Linked DNA regions of Homo sapiens: region 1 is linked to region 2. Evidence: read pairs that join two places in POLR2A ChIA-PET (ENCODE). Cell type or tissue: B cell. All regions are shown on one strand. Links, peaks and the distances in the headings refer to the core of each region. The heading gives the core; the rest is flanking DNA.

Region 1 (8,326 bases), core at 278-8,277, 76 kb after region 2:
TAGATGCAATCAATATTATGGAGGCATAATGAGAGAGATTGGCAATGGATTGAAACAGGAAGGCAAAAAAGGACAGAGTTTAAAATGACACTTAGGTTTTCAGCCTGAGTGGATGTTGGTATCATTAACAAAAATAATGAAAGAGAACTTTTGGAAGTTAAGTGGAATTTGAGTGCTTCTAGGCTCTCAACAACAAATTGTTGAGTCCAGTTGAATTTGAAGTGCCTTTAGGGTTTGTGGGTGGAGCAGACTGAGAAGCTATTTGAACTGTGAATCTGGAGCTCAGAACTAAGATCAAAATGGAGTTTGTGCAGTCATCTGTGTAGAAGGGATAGCCAGACCAAAGTTTTGATGACATTAGGAAGAGAGTAAAGGGCTTAGTATAGTAAAAAAACAACTTGGTATTTGGAGCTAAGTCTTTTTTCTTTCACTGTGGGTGTTTTGGTTTGCCTTTTTAGAAACAGGGTCTCACTGTGTTTGCCCAGGCTGGCCTTGAACTCCTGGGCTCAAGTGATCCTTACATCTTAGATTCCTGAGCAGCTGGGACTACGGTGCATGCCACTGCATCTGGCTTCACTATGGCTGTTTTTGATAAAACAGTATCTGTCGTTCAGTCTTATTATGCCTCATTAAATTAAGTGAGGATTAAATGAGAGAGTCAAAGTACCCAGAGCCAGATCTCTGGATTCCTTCCAGTTTACCAGCTGTGTAACCCCAGGCAAATTACTTAACCTCTCTCTTCTATAGTTTCCTCCCTGTGAAATAAGGATAATAATAGTATGAATTTTTTATTTTTATTTTTTCTTTGTGATGTAGTTTCACTCTGTTGCCCAGGCTGGAGTGCAGTGGCATGACCTAAGCTCACTGCAACCTCTGCCTCCTGGATTTAAGCGATGCTTTGCCTCAGCCTCCCGAGTAGCTGGGTTTACAGGCGCCCGCCACCACACTCAGCTAATTTTTTATATTTTTAGTAGAGATGGGGTTTTACCATGTTAGCCAGACTGGTCTCGAACTCCTGACTTCAAGTGATCTGCCCCGCTCAGCCTCTCAAAGTGCTGGGATTACAGGCGTGAGCCACTGTGCCTGGCTATGAACTTTTTTTTGTTTGTTTGCTTGTTTTTTGAGACAGAGTCTCGCTCTGTCGCCCAGGCTGGAGTGCAGTGGCACAATCTGGGCTCACTGCAACCTCTGCCTCCTAAGTTCAAGTGATTCTCATGCTGCAGCCTCCTGAGTAGCTGGGATTACAGGAGCCTGCCACCACGCCCAGCTAATTTTTGTATTTTTTGCAGAGATGGGATTTCGCCATGTTGGCCAGACTGGTTTGAAACTCCTGGCCTCAAGCAATCCTCCCACCTCGGCCTCCCAAAATGCTGGGATTATAGGCGTGAGCCACCGCACCTGGCCATGAACTTTAAAAGGTGTTTTTTTGTTTTGTTTTGTTTTTCAGAGATGGGGTCTTAGGAATCTGAACACATTCTGGCCTGGAGAGATTGCCCAATAACTTATTTTATTTTATTTATTTATTTATTTATTTATTTATTTGAGATGGAGTCTCGCTTTGTTGCCCAGGCTGGAACGCAGTGGCATGATCTCAGCTCAATGCAGCCTCTGCCTCCGAGTTCAAGCAATTCTCCTGCCTCAGCCTCCTGAGTAGCTGGGATTCCAGGCACCTGCCATGACGCCCGGCTAATTTTTGTATTTTTATTGGAGATGGGGTTTCGCTGTGTTGGCCAGGGTGGTCTTGAACTCCTGGCCTCAGGTGAGCCACCCACCTCGGCCTCCCAAAGTGCTGGGATTACAGGTGTGAGCCACTGCGCCTGGCCCCGATAATTATTTTAAAAAAGAGAAAAAGACAGGGTCTCACTATGTTGTCCAGGCTAGCCTTGAAGTCCTAGGCTCAAGCGATCCTCCAGGGCTTAGATCTTTAAAAGGTTGTTGTAAGAATCATATGAGATAGCGTTTAAAGTGCCTGAAAGAGTGACTGTCACAGAGGAAACAATAAATGTTGGCTGTGTATTGAAAATGCTTTATAAACTGCAGAAAATATGGCAGGTTCTCAAATAACATCACTTCGCTCAGCATCATTTAGTTATAACGTTGAGGAGAAAAATAACTGATTCCTGGCATGGCCACTATCTGTATGGTGTTTGCATATTCTCCCCATGTCTGTGTAGGTTTTCTCCGGGTACTCCATTTTTCTCCCACATCCCAAAGATGTGCATGTGAGGTGAGTTGGCATGTTTCCATGGTCCTAGTCTGAGCAAGTGTGGATATGGGTGTGAGTGCACCCTGTGATGGAATGGCGTCCTGTCCAAGGTTGGTTCCTTGTGTTGAGCTGCGGGACAGGCTCTGGCCACCCTTGGAAATGAATGATTGAATTCAAATTATTGTCAAGTAAAAATTCATAAAGTAGACAATAATCATACAGATGCACAACAATAAAAGATGTGATACAGAAACACTCAGCGAGCCTGCCATATTTGTTATTGTTCGTTTTTGAACTGCATGATGGTAGAAGGTTCTCCTTGCAATTTTAACTTTGCATACATTTATTATTTGATTTAACCCACCACCACAACAACCGCCATCACTCACTGATTCACCAAAAATTGGGTAAATAATAATGTATATATTTTTTGAGACGGGGTCTTGCTCTGTTGCCCAGACTGTAGTGCAGTGGCAAGATCACAGCTCACTGCAGCCTGGACTTCCCTGGGCTCAGGTGATCCTCCCACCTTAGCCTCTTGAGTAGTTAGGACTATAGGCAAGTGCCACCACAGCCAGCTAATTTTTTATATTTTTGTAGAGACAGGGTTTCACCACGTTGCCCAGGCTGGTCTCAAACTCCTGGGTTCAAGTGATCCACCTGCCTCAGCCTCCCGAAGTACTGGGATTTTAGGCATGAGCCACTGCACCCAGCCCAATAATGATCTTCCTTATTTTTATAAATATTTCTTAAATATAGAGATATTTCGCCGGGCAAGGTGGCTCATGCCTGTAATCCCAGCACTTTGGGAGGCCGAGGCGGGTGGATCACGAGGTCAGGAGATCGAGACCATCCTGGCTAACATGGTGAAACCCCATCTCTACTAAATGTACAAAAAATTAGCCAGGTGTGATGGCGGGCGCCTGTAGTCCCAGCTACTTGGGAGGCTGAGGCAGGAGAATGGTGTGAACCTGGGAGACAGAGCTTGCAGTGAGCCGAGATCGCGCCACTGCACTCCAGCCTGGGCGACAGAGCGAGACTCCGTCTCAAAAAAAAAAAAAAAAAAGGGATATTTCACATTTATTTCAGTATTTGATGTTTGAAGTGTTTTGGGTCTTTATTTAGAATTTTAGTGATGTTTTTGTGACAGAAATATGCTGTAGGAGCTTAAGTTCTTGTTTATATCAATTAGCCTATGGTAAAATTGGTTTCTTTATACATTGTTTTGCCTATAGTCACAATTTCCAAGAACCTGTGGATGACATTAAGTGAGGACTTTTGTTGTATTGGTAATTAGAGAGGCAGAGGGTCATGTTTGAAGAAGACCTACCTTTAAGGGATGGGAGGAAAAGGAAATAATTTTAAAAAGGGAAGGAGGAGTCAGAATGTTGGGATAACCAGGAAATTAGCTTGTCAAGGAAGTGTTAGTGGGGAGGATGTGATCAAAATTGTTGATGTGATGACTTATAAAGGATTTCCCATCTGTTTCAGTTTTCATTAGATACCCTTTTTTCGTGAACTCTTGGAGCCATTTTGTCCATAATTTTATAATACGTATATATACATATATATTTTTTTTAATTTATTTTTTTGAGAGGAAGTTTCACTCTTGTTGCCCAGGATGGAGTGCAGTGGCACAATCTCAGCTCACTGCAACCTCCACCTCCCAGGTTCAAGCGATTCTCCTGTCTCAGCCTCCTGAGTAGTTGGGATTACAGGTGCATGCCACCACGTCCAGCTAATTTTTGTATTTTTAGTAGAGACCAGATTTCATCATATTGGTCAGGATGGTCTCGAACTTCTAACCTCAGGTGATCCACCCGCCTCAGCCTCCCAAAGTGCTGGGATTACAGGCGTGAGCCACTGCACTCGGCCAGTTTTATATAATAATAAGTAATAATTTTGTAGGCCGGGCGCAGTGGCTCATGCCTGTAATCCAGCACTTTGGGAGGCCGAGGAGGGCGGATCACCTGAGGTCAGGAGTTCGAGACCATCCTGACCAACATGGTAAAACCCCATCTCTACTAAAAATACAAAAATTAGCCAGCGTCGTGGTGGGCGCCTGTAATCCCAACTACTCGGGAGGCTGAGGCAGGAGAATCGCTTGAACCCAGGAGGCGAAGGTTGCAGTGAGTCGAGATCATGCCATTGCACTCCAGCCTGGGTGACAGAGTGAGACTCCGCCTCAAAACAAACAAACAAACAAAAAAAAACGAAAAAAAAGGTCGGGCTTGGTGGCTCATGCCTGTAATCTCAGCACTTTGGAAGGCCGAGGCGGGCGGATCACGAGGTCAGGAGATCAAGACCATCCTAGCTAACACGGTGAAACCCTGTCTCTACTAAAAATACAAAAAAAATTAGCCGGGCGTGGTGGTGGGCGTCTGTAGTCCCAGCTACTTGGAAGGCTGAGGCAGGAGAATGGCGTGAAGCCGGGAGGCGGAGCTTGCAGTGAGCCGAGATTGCGCCACTGCACTCTAGCCTGGGAGACAGAGCGAGACTCCGTCTCAAAAAAAAAAAGTAATAATTTTGTAAAGCACCTTACAGTTTACAAAGAGATTTAACAACCTCTTCCAATTCTCTCAACTTCCCTGTGTGGTCTATGTTGTCCCTGTTTAGTAAATGAGGAAATGGAGGTTCAAGAGACAGTAACTTGCCTAAGCAACAGAGCTTGAGCTGCTGTAGGTCTTCTGATACTCTGTCTCCTTTGATAATCTTGTTTGCCTAGTTAGATTGTAAATTTCTTGAAGCCTGAATCTAACCAGTTATTTCTTTTTATTCTTTATAGCACCTAGCTCCATGCTGCGCAGGAAATATAAATATTCAAACTAGATTGACTGGACTGGCCGTGGTCAAAAATAACTTGCCCTTTCTCCCTTCTGCCCTCTAGCGCCCTCACAAAGCCAATGCTGAGGAGATGACCAAGTACCACAGCGATGACTACATTAAATTCTTGCGCTCCATCCGTCCAGATAACATGTCGGAGTACAGCAAGCAGATGCAGAGATGTAAGTCCATTCTGTTCCCTCACACTCTGAAGCCGCCAGTTGCATCTCCCTTTCCACTGTAGAGGCCCATTCTGCCGTCCTCGCACCTCCCATTCAGTGGACACCTGATTTCCCCTACCTCCTAAAGGTGCCAGAGTGCTTTTTCCCCTCAAGTCGGATTTTTCATGTTTCCTGATTTGTAAACGATAGAGGTAGTACTTTTTCTGGTTATGTTCACAACACTGTCCCAAGAGTACTGTAATTATTGTAGTGGAAAAAGCACTGACCTGGGACGGGGAGACAATAGATACAGTAAAATTTAACTCTAACTCTCAGCTGAGTGGGCAAGTCACTTCCCCTCAGATTCTTCTTTTGTAAAGTGGGCTGGGCCACATGATCTCTGATTTCTGTCCAACTGTAACTGTTTTGACTTAGTGGGTATTAATTGAGAATTTAGAGGCCACTCAGGACAGATTCTAGATGGTGTAATCTTTGAGATGAGGTGATGCTGCCCCTGATCCCTTGGACTTGAACTTCAGAGCAGGTCCCATCTTGGAAGCCACGCTTAGTTTGTAGGAATCGTGGGAATTATTTTAGCTGTGAGGGGGAAAAAAAAAGTATTCAAATTTGGGACAAAACTATCATACCTGACTTCCCCCTTGTGTTATTTTAGAAATTATCTCTTAGCACCTAAGACTTCATATAGTATAACAGCACTGTCCAGAAGAAGTTTTGATTAACTTATGACAGCTTATATGGAAGTGTCAGAAAATATGCGGCACTTGTTTGTTGCTGCTGACCACAAGGTAGTCTTACTCCCAAGGAAGAAAGTTATTTATAACTATTATTACAACTAATAATAACTGTACAGTGGTATTGATGGCAGAACCACAGAGACCTTCCTTGAAGCATTAAGCTTCTTTGCTACCGACAACTCCAGGAGCTGCCAGCTGCTGTGAGTGAGGTGTTTGCTCTCTGAATTGCAGGGTCTTATTTCCCTCCAAGATGAGGCAAATTCATGCCTTTCCTGTAGATGGCTTTAGAGGTTTCCATAACCCATTTAGGCCAAGGATCAGGCTCTACTCTCAGCACAGTGGGCTCTCACTAGAGGAGCAACTTGCTATTAAAGTAAGAAAATAAGCTTTCATGTCTTAGTTTGAATCCTTGGTTTCCTAGCCCCTCTGGTGTTATTTCCCGCCCCTGCCACTTTTTTTTGAGACAGAGTTTCGCTCTTGTTGCCCAGGCTGGAGTGCAATGGGGCGATCTCTACTCACCACAACCTCCGTCTCCCGGCTTCAAGCGATTATCCTGCCTCAGCCTCCTGAGTAGCTGGGATTACAGGGATGTGCCACCACGCCCGGCTAATTTTGTATTTTTAGGTTTCTCCATGTTAGTCAGGCTGGTCTCAAACTCCCGACCTCAGGTGATATGCCAGCCTCGGCTTCCCCAAGTGCTGGGATTATAGGCCTGAGCCACTGTGCCCGACCTGTTTTCCCTCTTTAAGAGGAAGACAGGACAGGCACAGCGGTTCATGCCTGTAATCCTAGCACTTTGGGAGCCCAAGGTGGGAGGATTGCTTGAGCCCAGCCAGGAGTTTGAGACCAGCCTGGGCAACATAGTGAGACCCTCATCTCTACAAAAAAATAAAAAAATTAGCTGGGCATGGCGGTGCACACCTGTGGTCCCAGCTACTCAGGAGGTTGAGGAGGGAGGATCTTTTGAGCCTGGAAGGTCGAGGCTGCAGTGAGCCATGATTGTACTACTGCACTCCAGCCTGGGCAACAGAGCGAGACCAAAAAAAAAAAGACATTAGTGCCTATTTCATAGTCAAGGATGGGGGAATAAGTGAAGATAATATATTTAAATATATATAATATGTCTACCCTCAATGAATTGCTTTTGCTATTTTTGCTATTGCATAATCACTTTTGCTATTATGACTTACTATTTTTATTATTTACAAACTTATCAAGGCAGACAAAATGCTATGCCCTGAGGAGTGTGCAGGTTCTGCTCTGGTGCGCCAATTTTTCCGAATCCAGCATTCTAAAGTTGTACATTAAAAAATTCAGTCTGGCTGGGTGTGGTGGCTTACGCCTGTAATCCCAGCAGTTTGGGAGGCTGAGGCAAGCAGATCACCTGGGGTCGGGAGTTTGAGACCAGCCTGGCCAACATAGTGAAACCCCATCTCTACTAAAAATACAAAAATTAGCTTGGTTTGGTGGTACATGCCTGTAATTCCAGCTACTCAGGAGGCTGAGGCAGGAGAATTGCTTGAACCCAGGAGGCAGAGGTTGCAGTGAGCCAAGATCGCGCCACTGCACTCCAGCCTGGGCGACAGAGCGAGACTCCGTCTCAAAAAAAAAAAATTCAGTCTGGGTGCCTATAGTCTCAGCTACTTAGGAGGCTGAAGCAGGAAGATTTCTTGAGCCCAGGAGTTCAAGGCCAGTCTGGGTAATATAGTGAGACCTGGTCTCTAAAAAAAATTTTTCTAATTAAAATAATTAGGTCTTGGATTTTTCTGTCATCAGAAATGGGGGCAGGAAGAATAAGCCTCTCTAAGAACTTCAGAGTACCTCACTGAGTTGATTTGTAGGGTTATGGAGGGTCAGAGTAGACAGAGACTTTAGATGTCACTTAACACAGTGCTTTATAACCTGGGGTATCTACCAAGACAGTAATGAGCCCTTTTTAAAAAAAGAATTATTTTTATTTTTATTCTTGTTTTTAGAGATGGGGTCTTGCTTTGTCATCCAGGGTACAGTACAGTGGCAAGATCATAGCTCACTGCAGCCTCAAATTCCTTAATCCTTAACTTGCCCTTTTAGAATATGTACCAATATCTAACCTAGGCGCTGGACATGGTAGCATGCACCTGTAATGCCAGTGCTTTGAAGGGCAAGGCAGGAGGGATAGCTTGAGGCCAGGAGTTCAAGACCAGCCTGGGCAGCATAGTGAGACCCCCATCTCTTATTTTATCTTAAAAAAATAAAAATAAAAAATTAGTTGTGTATGGTGGCACATGCCTGTGATTCTGGCTACTCAGGAGCCTGAGGCAGGAGGATCCCTTGAGCCCAGTTCAGGGCTGCATTGAGGTATGGTCTCATTTCGCCACCACACTCCAGCCTGGGCAACA
Region 2 (8,326 bases), core at 260-8,259:
ACTCCTGACCTTGTGATCCGCCCACCTCGGCCTCCCAAAGTGCTGGGATTACAGGCATGAGCCACCGCGCCCAGCCTAAAATGGTTTCTTAGCTTTGAGGATTCCTCAGTCTGATGGGAGAGACTCAAGACCCTTTGAGAAAGTACCTGGGGAAGGGTCACATAGCCCTCTGGGGAAACACACAATGTCCTGGGAAACCACCAATTTGATGGAAGTATCACAACACCCTTGATGTACACCAGTCTGATGGGAGCAACATAGCATTCCCTGGGGAGCCCCGGTCTGACAAGAAAAACACAGTTCTCTTGGAATTCTGCATCTGCTCCTACCTCCCAGAAACTGCTCTGTTCAAGGTTACTGGTGACCTCCTGCCAGAAAATCTAACAGCGACTTCTCAGCTCTGTTTAAAAGCCTTCAGTGGCTGCCCACTGCCTTGAGGATAAAGTCTAAGCTTATCTGTAGCCTCATCTGTCCTCCCATTTCATACTCGACACTCCCACCATACCAAAGGACATTAGTTGACCCCATCCATGGTTTCACTTTCTGAGGTTTCAGTTACCCATGGTCAACTGTGGCCTGAAAATATTAAATGGAAAATTCCAGAAATAAACAATTCATAAGTTTTAAATTGTAAGCCCTTCTGAATGTTGTGACGAAATCTTGAGTCACCCTGCTCTGTCTCGCTGGATAGGAGTCATCCCTTTGTCCAGCATATCCATGCTGCACACACTGTCTGCCCATTAGTCACTTAGTAGCTGTCTTGGTTATCAGAGTGACTGTGGCAGTACTGCAGTGGGCTTGTGTTCAAGGTCAGTAGGAGCCTAAGGCTGCATTACAAGGCCTATGTCATTCACCACATCTCATCACATGGGCATTTAAGCATCTCACATCATCACAAGAAGGGTGAGTATAGTACAATAAGATATTTTAAGAAAGAGATCACATTCATACAACTGTTTATTTTTTTTAGATTGAGTCTCACTCTAGGTCACCCAGGCTGGAGTGCAGTGGCGCAATCTCAGCTCACTGCAACCTCTGCCTCCTGGGTTCAAGCGATTCTCCTGCCTCAGCCTCCTGAGTAGCTGGGACTACAGGAGCCCGTCACCACACCTGGCTAATTTTTTTTGTATTTTTAGTAGAGACAGGGTTTCACCATGTTAGCCAGGATGGTCTCGATCTCCTGACCTCGTGACCCACCTAGCTCGGCCTCCCAAAGTGCTGGGATTACAGGCGTGAGCTACCATGCCCGGCCTCATACAACTTTTTTTTTTTGGAGTTTCACTCTTGTTGCCCAAGCTGGAGTGTAATGGCGTGATCTCGGCTCACTGCAACCTCCACCTCCCAGTTTCAAGCGATTCTCCTGCCTCAGCCTCCCAAATAGCTGGGATTACAGGCCCGCACCACACCTGGCTAATTTTTTGTATTTTTAGTAGAAGTGGGGTTTCACCATGTTAGCCAGGCTAGTCTCGAACTCCTGACCTCAGGTGATCCACCCGCCTTGGTCTCCCAAAGTGCCAGGATTACAGGCATGAGCCACCGCACCCGGCCATTTTTTTTTTGTTTTTTTTTTTGAGACAGGGTCTCATTCTGTCAGCCAGCCTCGAGTGCAGTGGTGTGATTACAGTTCACTGCAGCCTCCACCTCCCGGGGCTCCAGTGATCTCCCACCTCAGCCTCTTGAGTAGCTGGGCCTACAGGAGCACACCACCATGCCTGGCTAATTTTGGGACAGGATCTTGCTCTCACCCAGGCTGGAGTGCAGTGGCACAATTACAGCTCACTGCAACCTCTGCCTCCCAGGCTCAAGCCATCCACCTCAGCCTCTTGAGAAGCTGGGACTACAGGTGTGCACCACCACATGTAGCTAATTTTTTTTTTTTTTTTTTTTTGAGATGGAGTTTCATTCTTGTTGCCTAGGCTGGAGTGCAATGGTGCTATCTCAGCTCACTGCAACCTCTGCCTTTCAGGTTCAAGCGATTCTCCTGCCTCAGTCTCCTGAGTAGCTGGGATTAAAGGCATGTGCCATCACGCCCGGCTAATTTTGTATTTTTAGTAGAGACGGCGTTTCTCCATGTTGGTCAGGCTGGTCTCAAACTCCTGACCTCAGGTGATCTTCCCGCCTCAGCCTCCCAAAATGCTGGGATTACCAGCATGAGCCACCACACCCAGCCAATTTTTGTATTTTGTACAGAGACAGGGTCTCCCTATGTTGCCCAGGCTGGTCTCAAACTCTTGGGCTCAAGGGATCCACCCTCCTCAGCCTGCCAAAGTGCTGAGATGACAGGCATAAGTCACTGTGCCCAGCCACAATCTTCTAAATCTCCAAAAATACCTATCTTTTACCTCAGCACCTGACCTATACAACTTTTATTATAGCATATTATTGTAATTGTTCTACTTTATTATTAGTTATTGTTGTGCTTACTGTATAAATTAAACTTGGCTGGATGCAGTGGCTCACGCTTGTAATCCTAGTACTTTGGGAGACTGAAGCAGGTGGATTGCCCGAGCTCAGGAGTTCAAGACCACCCTGAGTGACATGATGAAACCCCATCTCTGCTAAAATACAAAAAAAAGGCTGGGCGTGGTGGCTCATGCCTGTAATCCCAACACTTTGGGAGGCTGAGATGGGCAGACCACTTGAGGTGAGGAGTTCCAGACTAGCCTGGCCAACATGGCAAAACCCCATCTCTGCTAAAAATACAAAAATTAGCCGGGCCTGGTGGCACGCGCCTGTAGTCCCAGCTACTCAGGAGACTGAGGCGAGAGAATCACTTGAACCCGGGGAATGGAGGTTGCAGTGAGCCAAGATCACACCACTGCACTCCAGACTGGGCAACAAAGAGAGATTCTATCTCAAAAATAATAATAATAAAATAAAATACAAAAAAAAAATTAGCTGGGCATGGTGGCAGGCTCCTGTAGTCCCAACTACTTGGGAGGCTGAGGTATGAGAATTGCTTGCATCTGGGAGGCAGAGGTTGCAGGGAGCTGAGATCGCACCATCACACTCCAGCCTGGGCGACAGAGTGAGACTCTGTCTCAAAAAATAATAAAATAAAATAAAATACAGAAAAGAAAATTAGCCAGGCATGGTGGCACGTGCATGTAGTCCCAGCTACTTGGGAGGCTGAGATGGGAGAGTTACTTGAACCCAGGAAATGGAGGTTGCAGAGAGCCAAGATCACGCTACTGCACTCCAGCCTGGGAAACAAAGCAAGACTCCATCTTAAAAAATAATTATTATGATAAAATAAAATAAGATAAAATACAAAAAAAAAAAAAAAATTAGCTGGGCGTGGTGGCAGGTGCCTGTAATCCCGGCTATTTGGGAAGCTGAGGCAGGAGAATCACTTGAACCTGGGAGGAGGAGGTTGCAGTGAGCCAAGATAGCGCCACTGCACTCCAGCTTGGGTGACAGAGCGAGACTCTTGTCTCAAAAAAATAAAATAAAATAAATAAAAATAATAAAATAAATTAAACTTTATCATAGGTATGGAAAAACATACTGTCTGTAGGGTTTGGTACTATCTGAGGCTTCAGGCATTCACTGGGGATCTTGGAACATACTTCCCGAGGATAAGGGGGGACTACTGTACTTGGCAGTTCCCCAAACAGGACAAATGACCAGGCTGTCTCTGCACCTGGACACTTGCAATTCCCTCCACATGCAGGGTCTTTCTTCTTCTGGCTCACTCCTCCATTTTTGGGTCTCAGCTAAAGCATCCTATTCTCAAGGAAACCTCTGATTACCTGAAGTTGGTGTAGTAAGAGAGGGGCACCTCCTCTGCGCTGCTGCTCATCTCAGGGGAGCCTGATTGCCCATTCTCTGCTGATCTCTGCCATGTCTGAGCCGGCCACTGTGGCAGCCCCTGTGCTCAGTGCTGGGTAAATAAATGAATAAACAGAGCTTTGTATTTTGGATAGGGAAGCAGTCTACTCTCCTCAAAACACAAAACTCCCTCAGGACCTCTTCTTGGCACTGCCATCGCCTGGAGACAGAGGGAACAGATCACATCTGTGCAGGTGCAGCCCTCAGGGAGGGGGTGCGTGTGTGCAGGGAGGTTGTTCCGGGAAGACAAATTTCAGTTTAATGTAAAGAGGTGCTTTTTCTTCCCAGGCAAAGTTGGGGTGCCTAAAGAGTAAGGAGCTCTCTCAGTGGTGGTGTGCAAGTGGGGTTGCTCATGTGGAGGGATGACACCAGGAAAGGCTTGAGTCTTCAAGGTTCCTGGAGGACCCCCCGCCTCCCGCCAACACATACTCACACACATGTACATTCACAGAGCCCTGCAGGAGAGGGCCTGGGAGAGGGTGGGAGGCCCCTTACCTCTCCAGGGACCAGTGCAACCAGCCAGGTTAAGCGGCCTTGGTCTCTGTGCCTCCGCCAGTCACGCGGGCTTGTTTCGCGGCCTGGGCCGAGAGCGTGTCCATGATGAAGCCCCGCGCCCAAGGACGAGCCCCCGCCAGCGCAGTTCGCAGCAGCTCCTGGTCCCTGTAGCAGCGCCGCTTCTGGGGACCAGTTAGGGGCTGGCTGGAGCGTAGCAGAACCTGCGGACCGGACTCAGTTCTGGAAGTGACCCCTCAGCCTTAGGGGTCCTCTAAGCCAGGTCTGCACAGCGACAGGCTGGAGTGCAACGACCAGGGCGAACTCACGAGGCTTCGGACCAGTCTGGGGGTGTTGTGGCCAAAGTGGTTTGGGACCCTATGAATAGACCGTGGGCGGGTCCTGGCTTGACAAAGAAGGGACTAAGCTTCGCGGGGCCCGGAACCGTCAGGGGCGGGGCCAGAGAAAGGTGATACCCTTCCCAGCGAAAAGGCGGGAGAGGGGCGGGACCAGAATGGGGCAGGAGTTGGGGCAGCGGCTACGCCGCGAATTGACCGGGCCAAAAAGAAAAGGCCCAGAAAGGACGCAGCCACCCAGGGGCGGAGCGTGGGGAGGGCGCGCTCCCTCTGCCGCTGGGAGCCGGGTGGTAGCTGAGCACCGGGAAGCGACCTCCCTGACGGAAGCGGGCGCTGCGCGCCAGGGCATCATCGTCCACCAAGTATGGCACGATCACCGCACGGGGGTATCTGGGGCACAAGCTGAAGTCCTCGTTCACCTCGCTCAGCCGCCACGCGTTGGTCTGCAGCGCAGGGAGGAGAGAGGCCAGGTCTAGGGCACCCAGGGAGTGCCCTGTCCCCGCGCCTCTTCCAGGCCCGGCGCTTCCACCTTCCCGGGCCCCTACGACCGCGCCCACTTCGCGAGCTACTCTCTTGCAGTAGAGTTCGGGCGGGAGGAAGTGCCAGGAGTCGCCCAATCTCAGGCCCTTGGGACGGTAGAATAAAGGGAAGGAGGTGATGACTGATTCCAGGGAGGACAGCGTCCGGAGAAGGAAGTCAGGGGCTCTGGGGAGGGTCGGAATTGTCTCGCCCGCGCCCTTTCCAGCCCCTCAGTCCTGTAGCTTCAGCTTCGGCCTCTCCAAGTACCCCGGACCACCCTGCATCCCCCTGCCATTTAGCTGCGGCTGCGGAGCCTCTTTGAACAGAAGCACCTTTTTATTCCCCTCTACGCGAGACAGGGAGAGCTTAAAGGGCTCGGGAGCTCCCTCGGCACACCTCGATGGAGCGGGCGATGCCCAGCGTCGCTTCCGCGCCCTCTATTTCCAGCTGCAGCACTCGCAGGTCTTTACAGCACAGGGTGATGGTGCCCGAGTCACTCGCAACCCTGGGGAGGGACGTTCCTTTCCCAGGAGAGGGGCAACGAGTTTCCCGGATTGGGCTTACGCAGGAGGGCGCCAGCTCTGACTGCGCTGGCCGTGCCCCCTACTCCGCCAAGCCGCGCGCTCCCCAACCCCGGGGACCCTCCCCCACCCCGCCACGTCTCACTGCTTCTCGAAGGAGTCGACGCTACGCAACAGCAGCAGCCACAGGTCCGGAGAGGACGCGGGCCCTGGCGACAGGAGCAGGTGGTGGACGGTGACTCACACCGTGCCGCGAAGCGGGGGCGCCTCCGGGCCCCGTAGAAACTCTGCTTGGGCTCAGCCCGTATGGATCAGCTCCGAGAACTCCATTCTGCCAGTGAGAGACCCGGGGCCCAGCAGAAGGCCAGACTCTGAGAGCGTCAGGAGGGGCAGGCTGGAGCTCCGAAAGGGATAGGAACTGCCTGGGCAGCTGGCGACGCCGTCTGGACAGCTGTTAAGGAGGCCCCTCAGAGGAAAGGATCACAGTTTCACAGGAATTTCCCCTCATATTGCCAATATTTCTTAGCGAGGTCCCTGGCCAGAGACTGTTATAAGCAAATCTCCATGTCATCGTCTGTGAAATGGGGAGAATAATCTTGCCTAAAGTCCTTAACCCTGTGCCTGGGTTGCAGGAGACACTCAATATTTTTGTATTTTTGTTTTTTCAAGCCCTGAGGTGCTAGCACTACTGCTAACTTTAAAAAGAAAGAAAGACTGGGCGCAGTGGCTCAGGCCTGTAATCCCAACACTTTGGGAGACCGAGGCGGGGCGGATCACCTGAGGTCAGGAGTTCGAGACCACCCTGGCTAACATGGTGAAACCCTGTTTCTACTAAAAATACAAAAAATTGGCCAGGCGTGGTGGCTCACACCTGTAATCCCAGCACTTTGGGAGGCCGAGGCGGGCCGATCACGAGGTCAGGAGATCGAGACCATCGTGGCCAACATAATGAAACCCCGTCTCCACTAAAAATACAAAACTAACTAGGCATGGTGGCGTGCACCTGTAATCCCAGCTACTCGGGAGGCTGAGGCAGGAGAATCGCTTGAACCCAGGAGACCAAGGTTGCAGTGAGATGAGATAGCGCCATTGCACTCCAGCCTGGGCAACAAGAGCAAACTCCGTCAAAAAAGAGAAAAGAAAGAAGAAAGGAAGGAAGGAGGGAGGGAGGGAAGGAAGGAAGGAAGGAAAGAAAGAAGGAAGGAAGGAAGGAAGGAAAGGAAGAAAGATAACTATCTCTTCCACCATACCCTGGTGGAAGGGCTGGAAAGTGGGTGTGAAACTGGGAACTGCCTACTTCCTCCCATACATAAGAAACTTGGGTTGGGGAAATCCTTTGGTCCACCTTAAATGCTGCAGCTGTGTAGCTGGCGTCCCTCCTCGACCTCGCAGCTGGAAGTCCCTGCCTGAGGGCGCCCTCTGTGCAGCCCACTTCTGGCTGAGTCCAGACCTCAAGAACCCCATCAGCTATCCACCATCGTTTCAGCAAGTGTGTATTACCTGTACAGTGAGTTAGCTGGGCCCTGTGTTTGGTGCTGGGGCCCAGGGATGACTGGGGAAGATTCTGTTCACAGGGTTTTCAGTCTGGCAAGAGACACAATTAAGCTGGTAAAATTGCAGGACGAGAGCTGAGCTGATTTACCACAGGACCCATCTATTCATCCATCCGTCTTCTTTTTCTTTTGTAAATATTTTTGTGGAGATGGGGGTCTCCCTGTTTTGCCCAGGCTGGTCTTCAACTCCAAGCCTCAAGCAATGCTCCTGCTGCATGGCCTCCCAAAGTGCTGGGATTACAGGCATGAGCCACCATGCCCAGCTTATTTTATTTATTTATTTATTTATTTATTTTCTTTCTTTCTTTTTAATTGAGAATAAAGGAATAGGGCTGGGTGCGGTGGCTTACCCCTGTAATCCCAACCCTTTGGGAGGCTGAGGTGGGTGGATACCTTGAGGCCAGAAGTTCAAGAACAGCCTGGCCAACATGGCTAAATCTGGTCTCTACTAAAAATACAAAAATTAGCCAGGCATGGTGGTATGTGCTTGTAGTCCCAGCTACTCGGGAAGCTGAGGCAGGAGAGTCCCTTGAACCCGAGAAACGGAGGCTGCAGTGAGCTGAGATCGCACCACTGCACTCTAGCCTGGGCAACAGAGCAAGACTCTGCCTCAAAAAAAAAAAAAAAAAAAAAAGCCAAGCGAGTTGGCTCACTCCTGTAATCCCAGCACTTTGGGAGTCCAAGGCAGGCGGATCACTTGAGGTCAGGAGTTCAAGACCAGCGTGGCCAATATGGTGAAACCCTGTCTCTACTAAAAATAGAAAAATTTGTCAGGCATGGTGGCTCGCACCTGTAGTCCTAGCTACTTGGGAGGCTGAGGCAGGAGAATTGCTTGAACCCAGGAGGTGGATGTTGCAGTGAGCTGAGATCACGCCACTGCACTCTAGCTTGGGCAATAGAGTGAGACTTGTATCAAAAAAAAAAAAAAAAAGAAAAGAAAAAAGAAAGAAAAAGAATAGAGGAATAGGGAGAGGAGTGGTGGCTCATGGCCATAATCCTAGCACTTTGGGAGACCGAGGCAGGAGGATCACTTGAGCCCAGGAGTTTGAGACCA

Evidence for each region. Peaks named below come from ENCODE experiments on the same cell type or tissue, not always from the same donor. Only the 100,000 strongest peaks of a DNase experiment are listed, where the experiment ranks them.
Region 1: POLR2A ChIA-PET joins it to region 2 with 10 read pairs; 21 of 35 experiments call an interaction of 5 or more read pairs at or near these places.

The regions. Positions count from the first base shown.
Region 1 is chr1:32,311,572-32,319,897 of GRCh38, forward strand. HDAC1 (histone deacetylase 1) reads left to right here. Exons shown (of 14, transcript NM_004964.3): 3 at 5,094-5,211. Among named protein-coding and RNA genes, the nearest start is that of MARCKSL1, 20 kb to the right of the region's middle. In B cell, for the core only: a CTCF peak has its summit at 5,077 (motif pointing left); DNase peaks (open chromatin) are centred at 5,060 and 5,450; H3K4me3 peaks cover 1,454 bases; H3K27ac peaks cover 4,404 bases.
Region 2 is chr1:32,235,543-32,243,868 of GRCh38, forward strand. It overlaps a transcript of EIF3I not described here and the pseudogene MTMR9LP. Among named protein-coding and RNA genes, the nearest start is that of FAM167B, 7.5 kb to the right of the region's middle. RefSeq lists enhancers at 5,511-5,560, 5,971-6,280 and a silencer at 5,681-5,830. In B cell, for the core only: a CTCF peak has its summit at 5,111; DNase peaks (open chromatin) are centred at 5,109, 5,719 and 7,099; H3K4me3 peaks cover 1,683 bases; H3K27ac peaks cover 1,646 bases.